4 separate regions of the Homo sapiens genome follow, and regions 2, 3 and 4 are each linked to region 1. The links are chromatin loops, found by intact Hi-C in ENCODE. Cell type or tissue: heart right ventricle. All regions are shown on one strand. Region 1 overlaps UTRN (utrophin). Region 2 has its middle 9.3 kb from the start of SF3B5. Region 3 has its middle 5.4 kb from the start of UTRN. Region 4 overlaps UTRN (utrophin).

Region 1 (5,000 bases):
GTGAAACCCTGTCTCTACTAAAAATATATATATATATATAAAAATATTAGCCGGGTGTGGTGGCGGATGCCTGTAGTCCCAGCTACTCTGGAGGAGGCAGGAGAATGGCGTGAACCCGGGAGGCGGAGGTTGCGGTGAGCTGAGATTGCACCACTGCATTCCAGCCTGGGCAACAGAGCAAGACTCCATCTCAAATAAAATAAAATAAAATAATCAACAAAATCATATGAGACCAGTTGGTGAAGGGTGGGGAGCAAAGAGTGGGCAAGAGGCTGCCTCACTCTTTAAAATAAATTCCATGATCTGATTTAAATGTCAAAAATAGAACTATATAATTAGTAAGAAAAACAGGAGAGAAACATTATTTAGTTTGTTTTTTAAAGACCAAGTGCGGTGGTTCACACCTGTAATCTCAGCATTTTGGGAGGCCAAGGCAGGTGGATCACATGAGGTCAGGAGTTCAAGACCAGCCTGGCCAACATGGTGAAACCCCATCTCTACTAAAAATACAAAAACTAGCTGGGCATGGTGGCAGGCACCTGTAATCCCAGCTACTCGGGAGGCTGAGGCAGGAGAATCACTTGAACCTGGGAGGCAGAGGTTACAGTAAGCCCAGGCCACGCCACTGCCCTCCAGCCTGGGTAACAAGAGTGAAACTCCATCTCAAAAAAAAAAAAAAAAAAAAAAAAAAAGTTTGGTTTTTGAACAAAATGAAAAAATTGCTCCCAATTGTAAATTTTTAAAAAATAATTTCATAGAAAATTGAAATCTCCTGGGCCCCACCCAATTCCAACTTGGAGCTAACTGATGTAAAAGTTTGCAATGTAGCCTTCCCAACTTTTTTCTAAATTCATGAGGACATGTCAATATAAGAGAGCCACATTTTACCAAAACTGGAGTTATACTGTTCTTACTGTGTTGGTTTTGATCACTCATTCCCCTCTGAGGTTTCCAGAGCAGGGACCCAGGGGTTGTGTAGTGGGTGGAAACATTTATAAATTTATAATCCCTTATTATAAGAGGAACTTATTTGAGTGGTAAGTTTAGGAGAAAGAACTCAGCTGGATGCCTCCTGGGCTTGTCGTCTTGAATGTACTGAATGAGTGGAGGCATCTTCTGGTTTACATAAATGAGTGAAGGCACCTGCCGGTCCACTCTCCATATGAAGTATGCTTACCAGATCAAGGAGCAGTACATTTTTCTACAAAGGGCCAGCCAGTAAATATTTTAGGTTTTGGGAGGACACATTTGCTTCCTATCACAGATTCTTCTTGGAGGGGGGTATGTGTTGTACAACCCTTGAGAAATGTATAAACTATTCTCAGTTAACCAGGTATCCAAAACCAAACTACAAGTTAGATTTAAACCCTCAGCCAGTCCGGGTGCAGTGGCTAATGCCTTTAATCCCAGGACTTTGGTAGGCCAAGGCAGGAGGATGGCTTGAGCCCAAGAGTTCCAGACCAACTTGGGCAACATAGCAAGACCCCCATCTCTACAAAAAAAATTTAAAAATAATTAGCCAGGTGTGGCATTGCAAGGCTGGAGTCATAGCTACTCAGGAAGCGGGGGCAGGAAGGTCACTTGAGCCCAGGAGTTTGAGGTTACAGTGAGCTGTGATCATACCACTGCACTCCAGCATAGGTGACAGAGCAAGACCCTGTCTCAAACAAAACAAAACAAAATCCTCAGCCATAATTTTCCAGCCACTGAATTAGAATAAAAGAAAAGAGGTTCTAGTCCCCCAATTTCCACAAGCAAAAAGCAGACCAAAAATCTGCTCAGATGCAAGCACAACCTCTTTTCTTATGGGAAAGAAAAAATGACTCAAAGAAGACCACTTCCAAGAAGCAGACAGATCCCAAATCAAGTAGCTTTCTTACTAACTTGCCTCAATGATATATATTTATCTTAGCACAAAATTGGTTTAGAACAAGAAACGAATGAATTTACAAATGAATGAATGATCAAAGTAATGAATGAATTTAGGTTAAATATTGCAGTTGCCATTTTTTACCATTTCAAGATTTGCCACAATACAAATATTTGTTTTACGTCAAATTGAATGTAAATTAAATTGTTGTAAATTGAAAGCCTTCTTAAATCTTCCAACAAGCAATAACAAAAGTCATACTACTATAAAAACAAACAAGCAAAACCTCACTCTTAGTTTAAAAAAATTTCATAGACTCATCTACATTTTACGTGTAATGGCCAGGGAGAAAAAAAAAAGGTATTTTATCTAAGACCCAGTAAAACTGTCACATATTTAAGTTCTATTTTTCCTTCAGGTGACTCTTGAACTTTAGACACCACTCAAAAGAAAATAATTCCTCTCTATGTACTCAACCAGGCAAAACAAAACAAAAGAGAGGCTTGAAATGTGCTCTGCAATTTTTGGACTGGAATAGGCCCTACAGATCATCTGTTACATGAAAACCTGGATTGCACCTATAAAAAAAGTAAAGTTTGAATATACAAAATGACTTGCCCAAGAACCTTCTGATAATTAGGGACAGATTTTGGTCTCCTGTTTTTAACCCCTCTTTCATTTTTATCAAACTATTTCCCAAGAACTATTTTTTCTTTATAATCCAGAATTTGAAAGAAAAGAGAAGTTTTCTCCAAGATTTGAAAATGGCCAAAACATTACAGAGTTTGGATCTCAGAAATACATCACTGAAAATAATAATAATAATAATAATAATAATAATAACAACAATAATAATAATAGCATACCTCTAGCGTGTGGCACTTTCCTCGAATTCTATTACAAAGAAGTTGGTAATTCTCCAGCACAACATTCAGCTCAGACGTCAACTCCTGGCCACCAGAGGGCACCTTGGCAGCTAATAACTTGATGTTGTCCTTGAGAATCTTCACTCTCACCTCCTTCTGCAACACATCCTCTTTTGCCCTCTGTTCCAAGAAAGGATGGATGAACTTGAAAAACGTCTCCCTTTCTCAGTAACCAATTTCTTTTCTTTCTTTTTTTTTCAAGAATTAAACCAAAGTTAAAACATCTGGATGATTCTAACTGCCAAAATAGAACATTATTTAGGTAACAGTGAATGGTTCTTTGTGGGGTTTTGTTTTTGTTTTTGTTTTTGAGATAGAGTCTTGTTCACTACAACCTCTGCCTCCCAGTTCAAGAAATTCTCCTGCCTCAGCCTCCCGAGAAGCTGTGATTACAGGCACCCACCACTATGCCTACCTAATTTTCATATTTTTTAGTCGAGATGAGGCTTCGCCATGTTGGCGGGGCTGGTCTCAAACTCCTGACCTGAGGTGATCCACCCACCTTGGCCTCCCAAAGTGCTGGGATTAGAGGCGTGAGCCACTGCACCCAGCCCAGTTGAGCGTTTTTGAAATAAGAATGCTAACTCTGAAATTTCACTCATGCATCCAATGTACTCAGCTCCCACAAATGTTTTCATTTCATAACAGCAGTGTTAACGTAAGTTATCCAAAGTATGTTTACTGACATGAAGTATTTTCAAAGTCTGGGTCCAAGATCAGAATTTAAGTGAGTGAATTTTCATTATCACTGGAGGGCTGAGCAGATTACACTGTGATAAATATATTTTCACAAAAATTGAGGTACACTATGGTAGAAGTATCTTTAAAAGTTCTCTAAATAATTTAAGCTTTTTAAAAAATTATAGAACATAGGCACATGTATCCTTCTGCTAATTAATAGCATTTCAATGATAAAGTTAGACTGAGATGATCTGATCCAGAAATAGCTGTTTCTCAGTGCTAAGATAAACAATCTGACATTCAGGAAAATCAACCTATCAGGTTGGTGCAAAAGTAATTGCAGTTTATGCCATTACTTTTAATGGCAATAAATACAAATAAAACAGTCTTTCACTTTCCCCTTTACTTTTCTCTACTACTTAATGGTTTTGAACTTCCTTAGATTGGGGGAAAGTAATTAAGTGTAGTGGTTTTGTAAGTCCTAATGGCTGTTTGAAAGAATAAAAATAAATAAAATGTTGCCCAATCAAATATTTAAATATCATTTTTCTCAAATCTCATCTATAGCAACTTTTAAAATCCACAGAACTACAATGCCAATAGTGTAAAGAAAGACAATAAATGAGACAATTCTTAACATGGTAGCCTATTTTAAAATACCTTATGTACTGAGTATTTTTAAATCTTTCAAAAAGAGCTACACTAAAAAAGATGTTTTAGTGAAAAAACAACTTCCAACAAGTCTCCTGTCATATTTACTTTGATTCATGTATAATAATGTATGAATGTCATATAATCCCTTTTTTGAAAAAAATCACAGATTTTTGCTTTAGTTACACTTCTAGGTAAGTTAACTTTGAGGTAAAACATTAGTCACTGTGTTGCTTAAGCTTACAGGAAAAAAAAGCTTTGAAAACACCATCTCCTTTGGCTTGAACATTCAAGGACAGTTGAAGCTGTGTTAGAAATTTGGGAATGATGCCCAGTTCTTTTATTATATATAAAAAGAGAGTGTTCAAGACTATCGACAGAGGAGTACAAGTTTACAGGAAATGTATCCAGTGGATCCAACTAATATGAACTCCCCGATGCATTCCTACCGCTATTCCTACCTGCTCTAATGAAACGTCAGTGTTCATATGTGCCGTATGTATTAACTGGAAGATTAGTAACAGGAAAATAAGAATAAACCTCAGACAACTTGGGAGGTCTCTTTTGTTCCCCTTACAAAAAATAACTCTTTGTGAAAATGTTTGGAAATAGTGATGAATGCAATTAATGCCACTGGATTGTGCACTTAAAAATTAAGCTGACCAATGTTATATGTATTTACCCCAATTAAAAAAAAATGATCATTCTTCCTCATGCCCACTACCAGAGGTTTTTAAGTCATTCTCTGTAGCCTCCCAAAGGTCTAACTTAAGAGCTTGTCTCATGGGCCCTCATGGACTCAACTCATGGGCCAAGCCAAATATGTGGACTCCTGGCTTTCTTCCCCTGCTAAAATTAGAGCAGCTACCCTG
Region 2 (5,000 bases), 380 kb after region 1:
CTATAACTTCCTTTTCCCATTTAATATAAAATGGATGTCTTTTTATGCCTATTTATATCTACTAGGTATGGGCCTCTTAAAAGCTACATATTATGATTATACCATAATTGATGTAATTATTCCTTTTTGTTAACACTCAATTTGTTTCCAGTCCTTTGCTATCACTCAAAAGGCCATCATGAACATTTCTTCCTTCATTTATTCCATCAACATTAATTTAGTACTTAATCACTGAACTTCATGCTGCGGACAGAGCCATGAACCAAACACAAAAGTCCTTGTCTTCACGGAGCTTATATTCTATGTAAGGAGACAGACAATAAGCATGATAAATAAAACATTATTTATGTATTTACATGTAGTTAAACATGTATGCTAGCAATAAGTGGTAAGGGGAAAATAAAGGAAATAGGGGTAGGAAACATTGGTAATGGAGGGACAGGTTTACAATTTTAGATAATTTGGCCAGAAAAGGACTCATTTAAAAAGTGACATTGTGAGCAAAGGCCTAAAAGAACCAAGGTCCTTTGCCACATGGACATCTGGAGACAGTGCATTTCAGGCAGAGGAAATAAAAAGGAAAAATGCCTCTGAGATAGAAACATGCCTGGCCAGTGTGTTTGGAGCAATGGCGAGGCAAGAGATGGTTGAAGTGACAGGGCAGTCTTGTACATGCATCTTTACACAGATTGTGATTGTGGCTGTATTTAGCTCACTCTCTTCTTCCCTCCCAAAGCCCCCGTTCTGCACATGAGGGTTTCATAGTGCTCCCCTGGCTTCAAACTTTTTTTTGCTTCCCAATAGACTAAAAATTCAAACAAGACTGTAAATTACCTGGCCACTGCTTCCATGTCCAACTTCATCTAATGTAACTATTTCTCTGTCACTAGGCTCCAACCGTCTAGTGGTTCCTAGAGTCCTTCAAACTTCTCCCCACTTCAGTGCCTTTGTTCTATGCCTGGAATGCTCTTCCAGAGTTCTTGGCATAGCTGGCTTGTTGTCATTCCTCAGGACACATGCAAGTGTTACCTCTCTAGAGTGGCCTCCCCTCAATCACCTTCTCCTCAGTGCCCCCCTCCTTCTTCCCCATTATTCTTTATCATAGCACCCTGTTTATTCCTTTTACTGAAGTTACAAAAAATCTTCAGTTAAATCTTTTTTTTAGACCTCAAACCTCTTCTCACCATATATTTAAAGATGACTTCCCTCTCTTAGGTAAACTGTGAAAATGACAAATTGTGACTCTTAACTATTTCCTGTGGTTTAAATGCTTGTGTCTCCCCAAAATTCATTTGTTGACATTTCAACTCCAAGATGGTGGTTTTAGAAGGTGCGGCCTTTGGGAGGTTAGCTCATGAAAGGAGAGCTGTCATGAATGGGATTAGTGCCTTCATAAAAGAGGCCCAAGAGAGCTCCCATGCTCCTTCAGGCACATGAGGACACAGAGAAGGGACGTCTGTCTATTAACCAGGAAGCAGACCCTCACCAGACACCAAATCTTCTGGAACTTAATCTTGGACTTCCCAGCCTCTAGAACTCTGATGAATAAATTTCTGTTAAGTTACCCAATTTATGGCATTTGTGATAGCAGCCTGAACTAAGACACTTGTTCTCATAAAAATACTATTATAAGAGTAAATTTCATATTACTGTAACAAATGGAACATGCATACAGTGCTTCAATGTTTCTTTGTAAAATTTCTCCATTGAGAAATTGTTTAAAAATTGCACTGGCCTGTGATTTAATGTTATCACTAAGGAACAGAAAGGAACCAGCCTATTAAATCTTATGAGTTGTAGAATGGAGGCCCATGGCAATCATATCTGTCCCAAGAGAAGTTATATGAAAAGTACATAAAATTTAACCCTTGTAGTATATCCCCAATTAGGGGCAAAACCCTTAAAAAATGGAGAGTTCTAGATCTGCCCAGATATATGAAACCCACAATGGTTGGAAAAAGAAAAGTAGAAGATAAAGACATTTTCAATCACAGAAAAATAAGATTATAACTAGCAAATTTATTTTAAAAATTCTCTAAATTCCATATCACCTAAATTCCACATCACCACTTATTGTGTAATGCCCCCAAAGTATAAGGGAATGGTTGCTTCCTTTTCTCCTAAATTATCAAAGTCTTAGTTGCCTTTAAAAATACAGCACACCAAAGTATTATTTTTAGCATCTCATTCACAAGGCACCGTTCCTGCTTACTGTGATTGAGAAGCTCAAGGGTGCCTCATTATAAAAATGTTCTCAACCATTGTTCCATTTGTTGGCCTTAAATACTGTTTTGGCGACCCCTAGTGTGAAACATTATTTCAACATCTGGACATATTGAAAGTCCTCCTAATACTTGCTTACAGACAGAAATGATATCTAAAATAATTTTTCACCAAGGGAAATGTGACTTCAGTTAATTTCTACTTAAAGTTCATGTCTTTCTTAGATCATAATAAAATTTGAATATAATTTCTGGTGATCCAAGACATTTGAAAATCACCGAAAAGCACTATGGTTAGAAATTCATGATTGCGTTAAGTGTGTGCACAACAGTAGTTTCATTGTCTTTAATAATGCTCTAATTCCACTACTAGGAATTCACCCTACGAATATACTTGTACATGTGCAATATAACATATGTACAGTATTAGTCATTGCAGCAAGGTTATTCATTGCAGCAGTGGAAACAACATAAAGGGTAATCAATAAAAGGGTGGTTACTGGGAGTATGATACACTCATACAAGGGAATATTATGTGGCAATAATACAAGGAAAAAAAGAATGAGAAAACTCTTTTATGTATTAATATGCGATGATCTCTATGATGTATCAAAGAACATAGAACAGAATTAAACAACCAACACAAAAAACCAAGGTAGAGAATTATGGTGAGTATTTTGCTACCATATGAATTTTAAACGGGGGTAAAATACTATACATATTTGTGTTTGCTTATACATCCATGAATGTAATCTCCCAAAGGATACACAAGAAACTAATACAGTGTGGTTACTCATTAAAGATGGGGGTGAGAAATGGTATAAGTTAGATACTGCGTTCCTTGTTATAGTTCTCTATGTGTGGATTATGCCTTTGCTAGTCAAAATGTTAAATGGCTTCTTAAAAAATTTAAAGCCTGCAGCACAAGGCCAAGAAAGACAAGGAAGACTTTGCTTCAAAAACAGATCCAACAGAATATAATTTTCTGTCTTAAAACATATGTAATTTTTCTTTATACATTTTAAATTCTATACACTTTTCTAATGGAATCTTTTATTGCATATTTTTCCTTACTCAAATGCTGAACTGTAAGACAGCATTTGTAAAATTTTATTTTTAAGATTTCTGTTTACTTTTTTTCCTTCCCCAAAGTCACCTAGTAAAGACAACATTTGATAGTTACATAAAGTAACCTAACAGGTGGGATTGACTTGAGGTAATATCTTCGGTTAGGAAATTCTCACAGCTCTCCTGGCATGTCTTGCCAATAAGATTGCTGGTTCCAGACCAAAATTCTTTATTGTCAACAAGTGTAAGAAATTGTAATATTCCTTATTAGGTCATAATTTAAAATTCATGTGTAATATAAGTATACATGGCAGATACCCAGGAATAAACTTAACAGAATATGGTAAAGATATGAATGGAGAAAATTATACCAGCTTTATTTTACATTAAGAAAAGTAGACTTAGGCAGGTTGCGGTGGCTGACGCCTGTAATCCCTGCACTTTGGGAGGCCGAGGTGGCCTTGAGGCCAGGAGTTCAAGACCGGCCTGGCCAATATGGTGACCCCTGTCTCTACTAAAAACACAAAAAAATTAGCCAGGCATGGGGGCACATGCCTGTAATCCCAGCCACTCGGGAGGCTGAGGCATGAGAAATTGCTTGAATCTGGGAGGTGGAGGTTGCAGCGAGCCGAGATCATATCACTACACTCCAGCCTGAGCAACAGAGCAAGACTCTGTCAAAGGAAAGGAAAGGAAAGGAAAGGAAAGGAAAGGAAAGGAAAGGAAAGGAAAGGAAAGGAAAGGAAAGGGAAAGGAAAGGAAAGGAAAGGAAAGGAAAGGAAAGGAAGAAGACAAAGAAAGAAAGAAGTAAATAAATGAAAAAATATACCATGTGCATCAATGAGAAAATTCAACATAGTTAAGATGACAACTCTCTCCAAGTTAAAAATTAAATATAATTACAATTAAAAATTGCAGCACGGTTTTCATACTATTTGAAAGCTGACTTCATTAAATGTGAGGCTTTGTAGTGCCTTTAAGGATCATCTGGGGGAATGTAGAAACTACTATTCAGGCATTTATTTAGGTTTTAAAAGCTGATGCTCCCTCTGCTAAACTTATAAATTGAAAAACTACCTGTTCCCTTAAGCTTTTAACTTCAGCTAAAAATCCTAATCTATTTCTAAGTTTAGCAAATTTTAGCGATCGTTTTAAAGGGGACTTTGAATAAAATTTAGTTCTACTCCAAAGTTTAACTATTTTAAACACTTTAAATCATAGTTAATTTTTTTCCTTTTTTTTTTTTGAGACAGGGTCTCACTGTCACCCAGGCTGGAGGGCAGTGGTAAGATCTCAGCTCACTGCAGCCTCAACCTCCCAGGCTCAAGCAATCCTCCCATCTCAGCCTCCCGAGTAGCTGGGACTACAGGCACGTGCCACCAGCCTCAGCTAATTTTTGTATTTGTAGTAGAGACGGGGTTTCACCATGTTGCCCAGGCTTGTCTCCAACTCCTGGACTCAAGAGATCCTCCTGCCTTGGCCTCCCAAAGTGCTGGGATTACAGGCGTGAGCTGTCACGCCAGGCCTAAACCATAGTTATTAATATATTTTATGCTCCTTGTAAGTATTGCAATTATCTGATTTAATAAATAAAATCTTTTCAAGTATTTCAATTATTTTCATAAATCTAATTAAATTCACAAATATGTAAAAAGCAAGTTATTTTATGTATTCCATGTCACTGTATATAACTATTATGGCTGAATTGTG
Region 3 (5,000 bases), 200 kb after region 1:
GGCACGGTGGAGACAGGCCTCTAAGGTAATGGGCCTGCAACAAGGATGCTCAGTGGGGTTTTGTCTGCTCATCCCAAAGATCAGATCGCTGTAGAACATCTGGAGAGAATAATAGGAATGTGGCCCTGGGTCTACTGGTAACCCAAAGTCAGAATTGCCCTGCTGTCACCACAGAACTGTGAAAATTAAGGAAAATGGAGTTAGTGTCACTGCAGGATAGAAAGCCTTTGACAAAGGAGAAAATTATGATATGAGTAGTGTATATATAGATTCATATATAAAGATATATGTATATGTGTGTATAGTGTATATAGACATGATTCACATAAATATTATTCCCATACAGGGAACTGCATCCTAATATAAGAACCAAAAGGAAAACATTTGCTACTAAACTTTGTGCAAGACTATATAAATGCAGTTTTTCTTTAAACAGTAGAAACAGGGGAAAATACACAATGTATAAAAAAACAAGACACTCCTTTAGCTTTACCTTTGGTATTGACTATAATTAAAGCCCCACATACAAGCATTTAAGAGAGGAGGAAAGTTTAGGGAATTTAGCCTTTCTTATATTTTTCAGGTAAAAAAAGTATAAATCTGGAGCTTGTGTGTAATAGATACTGGATTTTTGCTGAGTATTGTTGGTAAATTCTTCAGTCAAACGTCTAGTATGTGTGCGAGTTGATAAAATTTTATCATATAAATTTTTGTAATAGAATTGAAGAAACAAAAAATAATAGCACATGAAACTTTTAGAAAATAAATAGTACAAAGGCTGAGTTCCTTACAACTTAATGCACTCAAGAATTACCCAGAGAATATATTTTAAATTCAGATTGATTGCCATTCCCCAGAAATTCTGATTGACTAGGCCTGGTGGGGCCCAGGAAGCTGCAGGTTTAACATGCCTTAGCTTTAGATCAGAATAGCTGAGGAGCCACACTTTGAGCCCCTGTGCCCTGGGGTGCTGGCCTTAAATAGGCCACTTTGGATGATTGGAGGGGTCAAGAAATTGCCCTACCAAAAAAAAATCCATACTGAATCAATCATAATTATGAAATACCCGTGATTAGCTTTATCTCTTTGAATTCAAGTGTTTCATTCGATTCGGACCACCCTGGAGGTTACCTACAATTGGTAAAACCCTAGGACTATTCCTGGCAATTTAACCTGCACAGGTGGTAGGAAGCATGGCCCAGTTCTGAGGAAATGAGGCTCTGAAGAGAAAGTTTAATGATGAGAGGACAAGGAGGACAGGAATATTGAGAATACAGGAGCTGAAATGTGGAATCCAAAGAAGCTAAGGGCAAAATAAAAGCACTAAGTTGTTGGGCAGAGAAGAGCAACTGATTGATCAAAATGGGAGAATAAAGGAAGCGCCAAAAAGAGAAGGAAGAGACGCAGAGAGGGTGGAGGATGGGAAACCCAGAGCACCACCTTCGGGGAAAACTGAACAAAACACAGTCTACGCTGAGTTTATCCTACTTATAAATTTTTCTTGGCTTAATTTAATTTGTATAATTTTATAATGTTGTTGCTGAAAAAGATTTTACAGAGTCTTTCCATCAACCCTCTGAATTTTTTTTTTTTTTTTTTTTTTTTTTTTTTTTTGAGGCAGAGTCTCGCTCTGTCTCCCAGGCTGGAGTGCAGTGGCGTGGTCTCGGCTCACTTCAAGCTCTGCCTCCCGGGTTCACACCATTCTCCTGCCTCAGCCTCCCGAGTAGCTGGGACTACAGGCGCCCACCACCATGCCCGGCTAATTTTTTGTATTTTTAATAGAGATGGGGTTTCACCTTGTTAGCCAGGATGGTCTCGATCTCCTGACCTCGTGATCCGCCCGCCTCAGCCTCCCAAAGTGCTGGTATTACAGGCGTGAGCCACTGCCCCCGGCCAACCCTCTGATTTTACAAAGAAGCAAATGAAAGATACAAAGCTGATCAGGGAATACCTTTAGGTAAAATAAAACAATCTATTGGGGGAAAGTGTCCAAATTACTGAGAAGTGAAAAGAGAAGATCCCTATGTTACATGAGTTCATTGTTAACCAGAAGAAGAGGGGAGAAGGTGGGGGAAGAAAGCGAGCGTAGCCGAAAGAGAACTGGTCTAGATTTTAGTTACCTAAGTACTCATTATGATATTGAAGGCTATTAGCCATGTAAGCTTGTGGAACTTAACCTTTAGCTTCCTACCTGTAAAGTAGAAAGAGTAATACCTTCTGCAAGTGTTGTGAGAATCAAATGAGTTAGTTAACATAAAGCATTTACCACCAAATCTGGTACTTTTTACTTTTATTATGTTCCTTTCCCCTTTCTCTTAACTCAAGAGGATTGGCTGCCATTTTGTGATTGTCTTCATTCATTCTTTATTGAAAACATTCCTGGAACTTCCATTATCTGCTGCAAAGCAGGATATGCAAATGGGATAGGCCACAGTGGTTACCTTCAAAGAGCTCACTGTCTCGTGAGAAAGACCAACACATAGATAGACAATTATAAATTAATAGGGTACACCAGTACAGCCAAAATGTAACATGAGCCAGGAGAGGGACACATAACCCAATAGAAAGGACAGGAATGGGCAGTACCAAGAAGTGACACCTGAGTTGAGCCTTAGTGGTTGAGTAGGAATCCTAAAAGGCACCTGTTGTCTTGCTGTGCCCAACATCTTTCCACTCTTATTGAAGGAATATTACTCCTTCCTTTGGAGATTTCCTTTTCTGCTCCAATTAGATTTTGTGTGGCTGTCAATCATTTTGTGGGACTGTCAATCACTGAGCCTGGGGGTGGGCTCATGACCTAGGAATAGCCAATCATAGGGCCCCTTCCCCAACCACAGTAATTAGTCTAAGCAGGGACCAGAGATCCAAGTTAAGCCCATAATAGTCCTTGCTAGGCGTTTTCATGGTAACACTGAAAGGGAAAGTTACCTTTTTCTTTTTTCCTTTGGAATTAGTAAACTGGAGTGACATAAAATTGAGACAAACTCCCTCCATTCCCCTCTCCTGCTCCTACTACTGGCTGGAGTTCCACTTCTATAGAAGGAGAAAATTAAACCATTGCACCGGGAGCTGAAAATATACAGAGAAAGCTGAGAATGCAAGAGTCGCTGGCTTCCATGCCCATCGGCAGTGCCCTATCACTCCCTTTATCCTGAATGTTAATGTGTATTGGAATTCTGTCACTTGCAACTGAATGAGCCCAGTTCAATATAAAAATTAATCAGGAAAAGAGCAGGCCTATGAGAAGGCTTCAGGCAAAGGAAGACATGGAATATGTATGAATGGTGGCAAGCGGCAGGAGGAGCATTTCCTTTTGTTGGAGTCCTGGGTGGTCTCCCTAGCTCCCTAACACATGCTAAACCCAAACACATTTGCAGTCTTAGCCTGGTATGCAGGGGATGGGGGATTACCATCTAGATTTCCAGGCCATGATCAGACATCTTCTATGTCTAGTTTTGCACTGGTTCTCCTGCCAGACTCCAGTTGGCTATTGGAACTGGAATGTGCCCTAAATCGCAGCCTATTTGGCAAGAGCCCTAACCCTCAGTGTAGCTCTGCAGCTTCCTTGCCCAGAGGCAAGGTTCGGGTTCCTGGACACACCCTTGCAATTCACTTGCAAGAAGATACACCCCTCTAGCCTGGATTGTGCATCCTCCTGCTCCAGTGCAACTCATCCGACAGGAAGGCTGGATGAGGTCAGCTCAATGTTTCTGATGCCCCTCTGGAAGGCTGACTCTAAACTGTCAGCTGATTTCTAAGGGATCTGGTGTCTCTATGGCCCATTCCCCCACCCCCCTCCCTGCTTCCGGGACTCCTCCCTCTGGGCACTGCCTCTCTGTATTGAGGAGAGATGGCCAACATGACTTACACCTGCGCCTGACCAAGTTATGGTATTAATCAGCTGGCCCTGCCTTATCAACCATTATTTCCTTCTAGAAAACTCTCATAGTTTTTAGATGGATGCCAAATTCTTCTGCGTTCTTACTCTGCCTTTCAAACACGTGGCCAGGTGCAGGGACTCATGCCTCTAATCCCAGCACTTTGGGAGGCCGAGGCAGGGGGGATCACTTGAGCCCAGTAGTTAGAGACTAGCCTGGGCAACATATTGAGACTCTGTCTCTACCAAAAAATAAAAAATAAAACAATACAAATTAGCCCGGCGTGGTGGCACAGGCCTGTAGACCCAGCTACTTAGGAGGCTGAGGTGGGAGGATCGGTTGAGCCTGGGAGTTCGAGGTTGCAGTGAGCAGTGATGATGCCACTGCACTCCGGCCTCGGTGACAGGCTGAGACCCTGTCTCAAATAAACATGAGTTTCCCATCTTAAATCGAGGGCCTGGAGGGGCAGGACCAGACACTATGTGGATTTCTTCTCTGGGGAACTAGCAAGGGGCTCCAATGCACTGATAAGTGCCTCCCAGTGATTACTGGGCATTTCTAGCTATATGAGCCTAGGGGAAATCCCAAGCAGTCCATTGCAGTAAAAGAGGAAAATATTGGGACAATCTATTGGAGTCATGCAGACAATTTTAAAATATTGATTATTTTAACAAAGTCAACTATTTTGTTTTACAAAATTAGGTCACATTGCTTTTCAGTATACTTCAAATTACCACAGACCTCAAACTGGTGGCCATCTGCCCGAGAATGAAATGGTATTGCCACATCAAATGTACCCTTCTTCCAATAGGCAGCTTTATTCGCCTAGTATTTGCTCTTACTTTGTGAAGAAAATCCAGGAAAAGGTGCTTTTCATTTCTGTAATTCTACATAAGTACATACTATTTTCCTGCTTTGATAAAACGGTCACCTTCTCCAGGAAAGCTTCCCAGAGAGCTAAGGACCGACTGGTGTCACCAGTCAACTCATGTGGGCAGCACAAAACATTCCTCAGAAAATATGTTTAAATTAAAAGAAGAGCAAAATTCTTTTTCACATTTATGATCCCCTTGGCGTCATGAAGTTGTGTCATATTTGTTAGAGACTAATATAATAAGAACA
Region 4 (5,000 bases), 190 kb after region 1:
TCTACTGGCAATAAATTTCACTTTTTAAAAATTCTTAGTCTTGGCCTATTGTTTCAAAATATTTACTAACTTGTTGAACTTTCTAAAGCCTACTAATTAAGGCTGTTAATAATACAGTACTTGATGATGAACTTGGCATATGTGCTTTTAAGTTAGAGAAAGACAGGTCTACTTTTACCCAACACCAAATCCTTGGTCATTATAGATCAAATTCTTTCCAGTTCCTTTCTAACACTCACCCAAACCCAAGGCAAGTATACTACAACCATAAATAAATACATGGCTTTGTATTTATGAAACTACTTCATTACGTACCCTTGACAACTTCCTATTTCTGTTTAGATGGTAGAAATGGCTTTAAAATTATAAAATTTAAAAAATTATAATATTCAAAATGGCATGAAACAAAGTAATACTAAGTGAGGACAATAAAAATAATCACAATAACTTAACATAAAATGCATAGACATTTTTATTATGCCAATTTAATTATGCCAGCCTTTTGGATTGTCCAAACTCGAGGATTTGGAGAGCAGAAACCACACTCTCCGTCCCCCCACTTTCATCCAATTTCCCCCCAAAAAAGAAACCTGGAAGAGCAGATGAGGATCAAAATTTTCCTAAAGGAAAGTATTCCCTTTTAAAAAATGGAAAAGCAACCAATTTGGCATACAGCATGTAGACAGAGGATCTTTAAAATACATATATGATATGTAGACAATTCCTATGACTTAATCTAAACTAAAAATCTCTTAAAATATGTAAGTTTTAGAGTACCATGAAATATTACCTCTGTATAGTAAGCATTTGCCTTAAAAGAATCAAAAAAAGTCCCTTAGAGGAAGCCAGATTGGGACTAATGGGTCCATTCAAATCCAAATTTATCTACTGGCTTTTGCAACATAATTCAGCCAAAAGAATGTGATTCATATCTGAGCTATGTAACAACTAAATTTTCAGTGTGTTTTGAAGTAGATGCCACCACAAAAAAAGTAATAGTCATAACCTTGGCATCTAAACACTCTAAGCAATTTGATAATCTTTAAAAATATAAGAACTCAGTAATGTGGGTTCATTGAAGAACTTTAGAAAATATAAATCAGCAAAAAAAAAAGTAATAATCTCAAATGCCAAGATGACCACTATTAACATTTATTGTATACTTCACTAAATTTTTAAAAAACATTTTTCATATAAATGACTTCATATAATACATACTTGTTTACTTACTATATCAAGAACACATTTCTATATTCATACACACACACACACACACACACATCACACACATCTGTATCACTTTTTATGAATGCTTAATCTTCTACTTTATGGATATACCCTAATTTAGTTACCTCTACTGAGATCATGTATGATCTGTTCAGATGTGCTAGAGTAAAGAAACAGAATAATAGGTTTAAACAACTATTTCCTAAAGCTATTTGACCATAACATCCTTTTGTGAATTACACATTAACAATCCTAGAACTTTTGATCTTTTCGAAATACTTTGGGAAATAATGATCTAACCAATTCCTAATATTAGATTTTCATGGTGTTTACAATGTTTTCTATTATAAATGATACTGTGATCAATTTCTTGAGTGTACCTTTTTATGTATTGCCTAGGGAAAAACTCTAGAAACAGAATTACTCAGTTAATTGATATGCATGTGTTAAAAACATGTTATCATTTTTGCCAAATTGTTCTCCAGCAATATTTTAGGTTCATCAGCCTTTTTAAAAGATAATTTTAAATTAAAATAGTTTGGGAGTTTATATGTTCATTATATATACACGGTATTTCTGAAATTAGATAATTACTCTTTTATGGACACGGCTAAAGTACAAGTTATAAATATCAAAGGTCTTACTAGAATGAAGGCTGACTCAGAAAACTATTTAGGAATATACCTCCTCACAATTTATAGAAAATGACTAGTATGGAGACATTAAATCGTCTCTCTTCCATTTTCCTCTGTTATATTTACATATGTCTGAATATGTATTCCGTACTCCTAAGATGATATTAATAATCCCTTACATTTTTGTAGTACCTTATACCACTAAAACATTTAAAACAAAAAGAATTTTACAGGAAGAGAACATCCTCAAAGCATATTTTAAAACAAGATATTAAGCTATACCTTCAAAAGACCCGTCAAGCTACACAATAGTTGCTACATATTTACAGCCAAATCTGTAATAACTAAAATCTTTATCAATCAACCAACACCGGTATCATGGAGGAAAATGTGTATTTTAAGACAGTTAATTTAGATCTTATTTTCACTGTGTATTTCTACAGTTTCACATAATAAGAAACAAGCTCCTAACAGAACATAAAGATGGTTCACACAGCAAAAACAGGCTTTGGGTTCCTTTTTTGTCTTTAAAGTGACACTGGATGTAATTTTATACCTCAAAGTAACTTTTCAAAGTTACTTAAGTATAGTGTTCACACTCAGGGTGGAGTTCTGTGTAATTTTCAAGGCTGAGAAGTGTTCTGCCTGTTCAAAAATATCTCCCCTTTGAGTTTGTCTCAGAATCATATTTGAAGCTTTTTAAAAATACAGAAATTTTTATTCAATGGGTCTGGAATGGAGCCAATGCATCTGCGTTTTTTAAAACTCCCCAGTTGATTCATCTGTACAGCCAGAGTCAAAAAGCACTCGGTTATATAAAAAGATTGGAGGAGGGGGTGGTATCCTGAGGACCCCAATTTAACTGTTCGTGTGAAAACCATGAATCTGTCTGAGTCTGGTTTATTAGATTACCTAGGTGAAAATTTTACCTTGAGAAGGCTCATAAGATATTTCAAGGTAGGACACCTGTTGGCCTATCAATGGCTATGAACAGGGATGGGGGTGAGGATATATGGTAATGAAATCAAACTGTGAAAGATCTTTCCTGCCAGAAACTGTGGCACTTCCTACATTAAGCATATAATCCCTTCAATTTCCAGAAAATAGAAAGAGAAATGTTCGGTCGTATTTTATTTTAATGGAGTAGTCTTCCAAATGAACAACCTTTAGCTACAAGCAGCAGTTTCACTAAGCACAAAATTGGGTTGAGAAAGGATAGGACACTCAGAGATATTATACCTTTTACATATACCTTTTACAAAATTATAGTCATTTGTCAGAATTCAGTTTCTTAAAAGAACTTCACCTCCAAGAAGTTCTTGCAAGAACAATGCAAATCAATCCAAGAAACATAGGTTTTCTAAATACATAAAAATCCATAGCTTTCTTGAGCTTCCTTTACCTACCAGATCTGGACTTAATGATATCACTGAATTCGTTCTGCCCATTGTCAGGACTGGCTTCATGTTCTCCATACTTGGCCATCTTGCCAGAGTTTCAAGATAATCCAAAAACTTTACCAAGTCCTCTTTCTAAGGCTTTCAACTTCCTACGATGGTTCAGCTTGACATCAATACCTAAAAGGAAAAGGGAAAGTACTGACTTGAAAAAATGTATTTATATATTTTATATAGTTATTCGTAGTAACTATTCATTCACCAAATATTTATTGAGTGCCTACCACGTGTAAAGCACCAAGCCAGGCAATGGTGTTATGACTATGAACAAGAGACATAGCCTCTGCCATTACGGCGCTTATGCACACTAAGCAATTAATTACATAATGAATTATTTCATTACAATACTGACAGACTACAAATCATACAAAGGAGAAGCACAGAGTATTAAGAGCACACAGCAGAGGAGTCTGACCTGCCCTGGGCAATTAGAGAAGGCTTTCTTGAAGAGACATTTGAGCCAAGCCTTTAAAGATGACAAGAATTTAATTAGCCAAAAAGGGAAACAGAAAGAGAAAAGGTAAGAGCTTCCTATGTGAAGTGGCAGAAAGAATCATGGAGCAGTCAAAGAATGGAGCACAAGCCAGTGTTTCTGGAAAGAAGACAGCCAAGAGACAAGTGTACCTGTTGAACCAGGTGAAGAAGCTGGGCAGGACCAGGGATAGGACCATGGAGAACAGGTCAAGGGTTTGTGTCTTTATCTGAAGAGCAATGGGGAGCCAGTAGATGGTTCGAAGGAGGGAACCAACATGGTCAAATTGGCCTTTTTAAAAGATCGTCAAGGGACGGGCACGGTGGCTCATGCCTGTAATCCCAGCACTTTGGGAGGCCGAGGCAGGTGGATCACGAGGTCAGGAGTTCGAGACCAGCCTGGCCAGCACAGTGAAACCCTGTCTCTACTAAAAATACAAAAAAAAAAAAAAAATTAGCCAGGCATGGTGGTGTGCACCTGTAATCCCAGCTACTCAGGAGGCTAATGCAGGAGAATTGCTTGAACCTGGGAGGTGGAAGTTGCAGTGAGCTGAGATCACGCCACTGCACTCCACCCTGGGCAACGAGAGTGAGACTCCATCTCAAAAAAAAAAAAAAAAAAAAAAAAAAAAAGACGATTGTGGCTTGTAGGTAGACCACAGTAATATGTGGGGAACCAGTGAAGACTATGGCAGAATATAGCAAAATGCAAATTAAGGAACCTAGCTCATGGGTATATGAATGCTGAATGAAAATTTCTTGCAACTCTTCTGTATGTCTGAGAATTTTTTCATAGTAATATGTTGGGGAAAAATTCCTAATCTTAACCAAGTGATCAAAATTCACATAACCAATCATGGGGCATCATGCAATTGAATGGAAAATCACCACATCATCTACACAATATCCTTGCCAAGATGTTGAACGTGAATCTTCTCATGAGCAGACAAATCTAGACTGTGGCTAGTTTTCAAAAGAAATGGCCTGGTTTCTTCAAAACTGTCAGCGTCTTGAAAACCAAAATTACCTGGGAGAGGGGGAGCTTTGTGAATTAAAGGAGACTAAATAGACATGACAATGAAATGTAATCTTTGATTGAATTCAGAATTTTAAAATAAAACATTTGAGGATCATTTGAAAAATCTGAATTTGGACTATGTATTAGACAATATTATTGTATCAATGTTAAATTTCTTTAACATTAATTATG

The links. Peaks named below come from ENCODE experiments on the same cell type or tissue, not always from the same donor. Only the 100,000 strongest peaks of a DNase experiment are listed, where the experiment ranks them.
Region 2: a loop joins it to region 1, with 9 times the contacts of the local background. A loop is called at or near these places in 91 of 110 quality-filtered maps.
Region 3: a loop joins it to region 1, with 17 times the contacts of the local background. A loop is called at or near these places in 60 of 110 quality-filtered maps.
Region 4: a loop joins it to region 1, with 9 times the contacts of the local background. A loop is called at or near these places in 57 of 110 quality-filtered maps.

Annotation. Positions count from the first base shown.
Region 1 is chr6:144,480,125-144,485,124 of GRCh38, reverse strand. It overlaps UTRN (utrophin), which reads right to left. Exons shown (of 75, transcript NM_007124.3): 27 at 2,737-2,916. Among named protein-coding and RNA genes, the nearest start is that of SNORA98, 77 kb to the right of the region's middle. In heart right ventricle, CTCF peaks have their summits at 2,636 and 2,836 (motif pointing right); a DNase peak (open chromatin) is centred at 2,834; H3K27ac peaks cover 1,983 bases.
Region 2 is chr6:144,102,386-144,107,385 of GRCh38, reverse strand. No RefSeq gene overlaps it. Among named protein-coding and RNA genes, the nearest start is that of SF3B5, 9.3 kb to the right of the region's middle. In heart right ventricle, a CTCF peak has its summit at 2,305 (motif pointing left); no DNase peak of the experiment used is centred here.
Region 3 is chr6:144,277,450-144,282,449 of GRCh38, reverse strand. No RefSeq gene overlaps it. Among named protein-coding and RNA genes, the nearest start is that of UTRN, 5.4 kb to the left of the region's middle. In heart right ventricle, no CTCF peak of the experiment used is centred here; no DNase peak of the experiment used is centred here.
Region 4 is chr6:144,290,176-144,295,175 of GRCh38, reverse strand. It overlaps UTRN (utrophin), which reads right to left. Exons shown (of 75, transcript NM_007124.3): 2 at 3,269-3,439. The coding sequence starts at 3,347. Among named protein-coding and RNA genes, the nearest start is that of UTRN, 7.3 kb to the right of the region's middle. In heart right ventricle, no CTCF peak of the experiment used is centred here; no DNase peak of the experiment used is centred here; H3K27ac peaks cover 1,488 bases.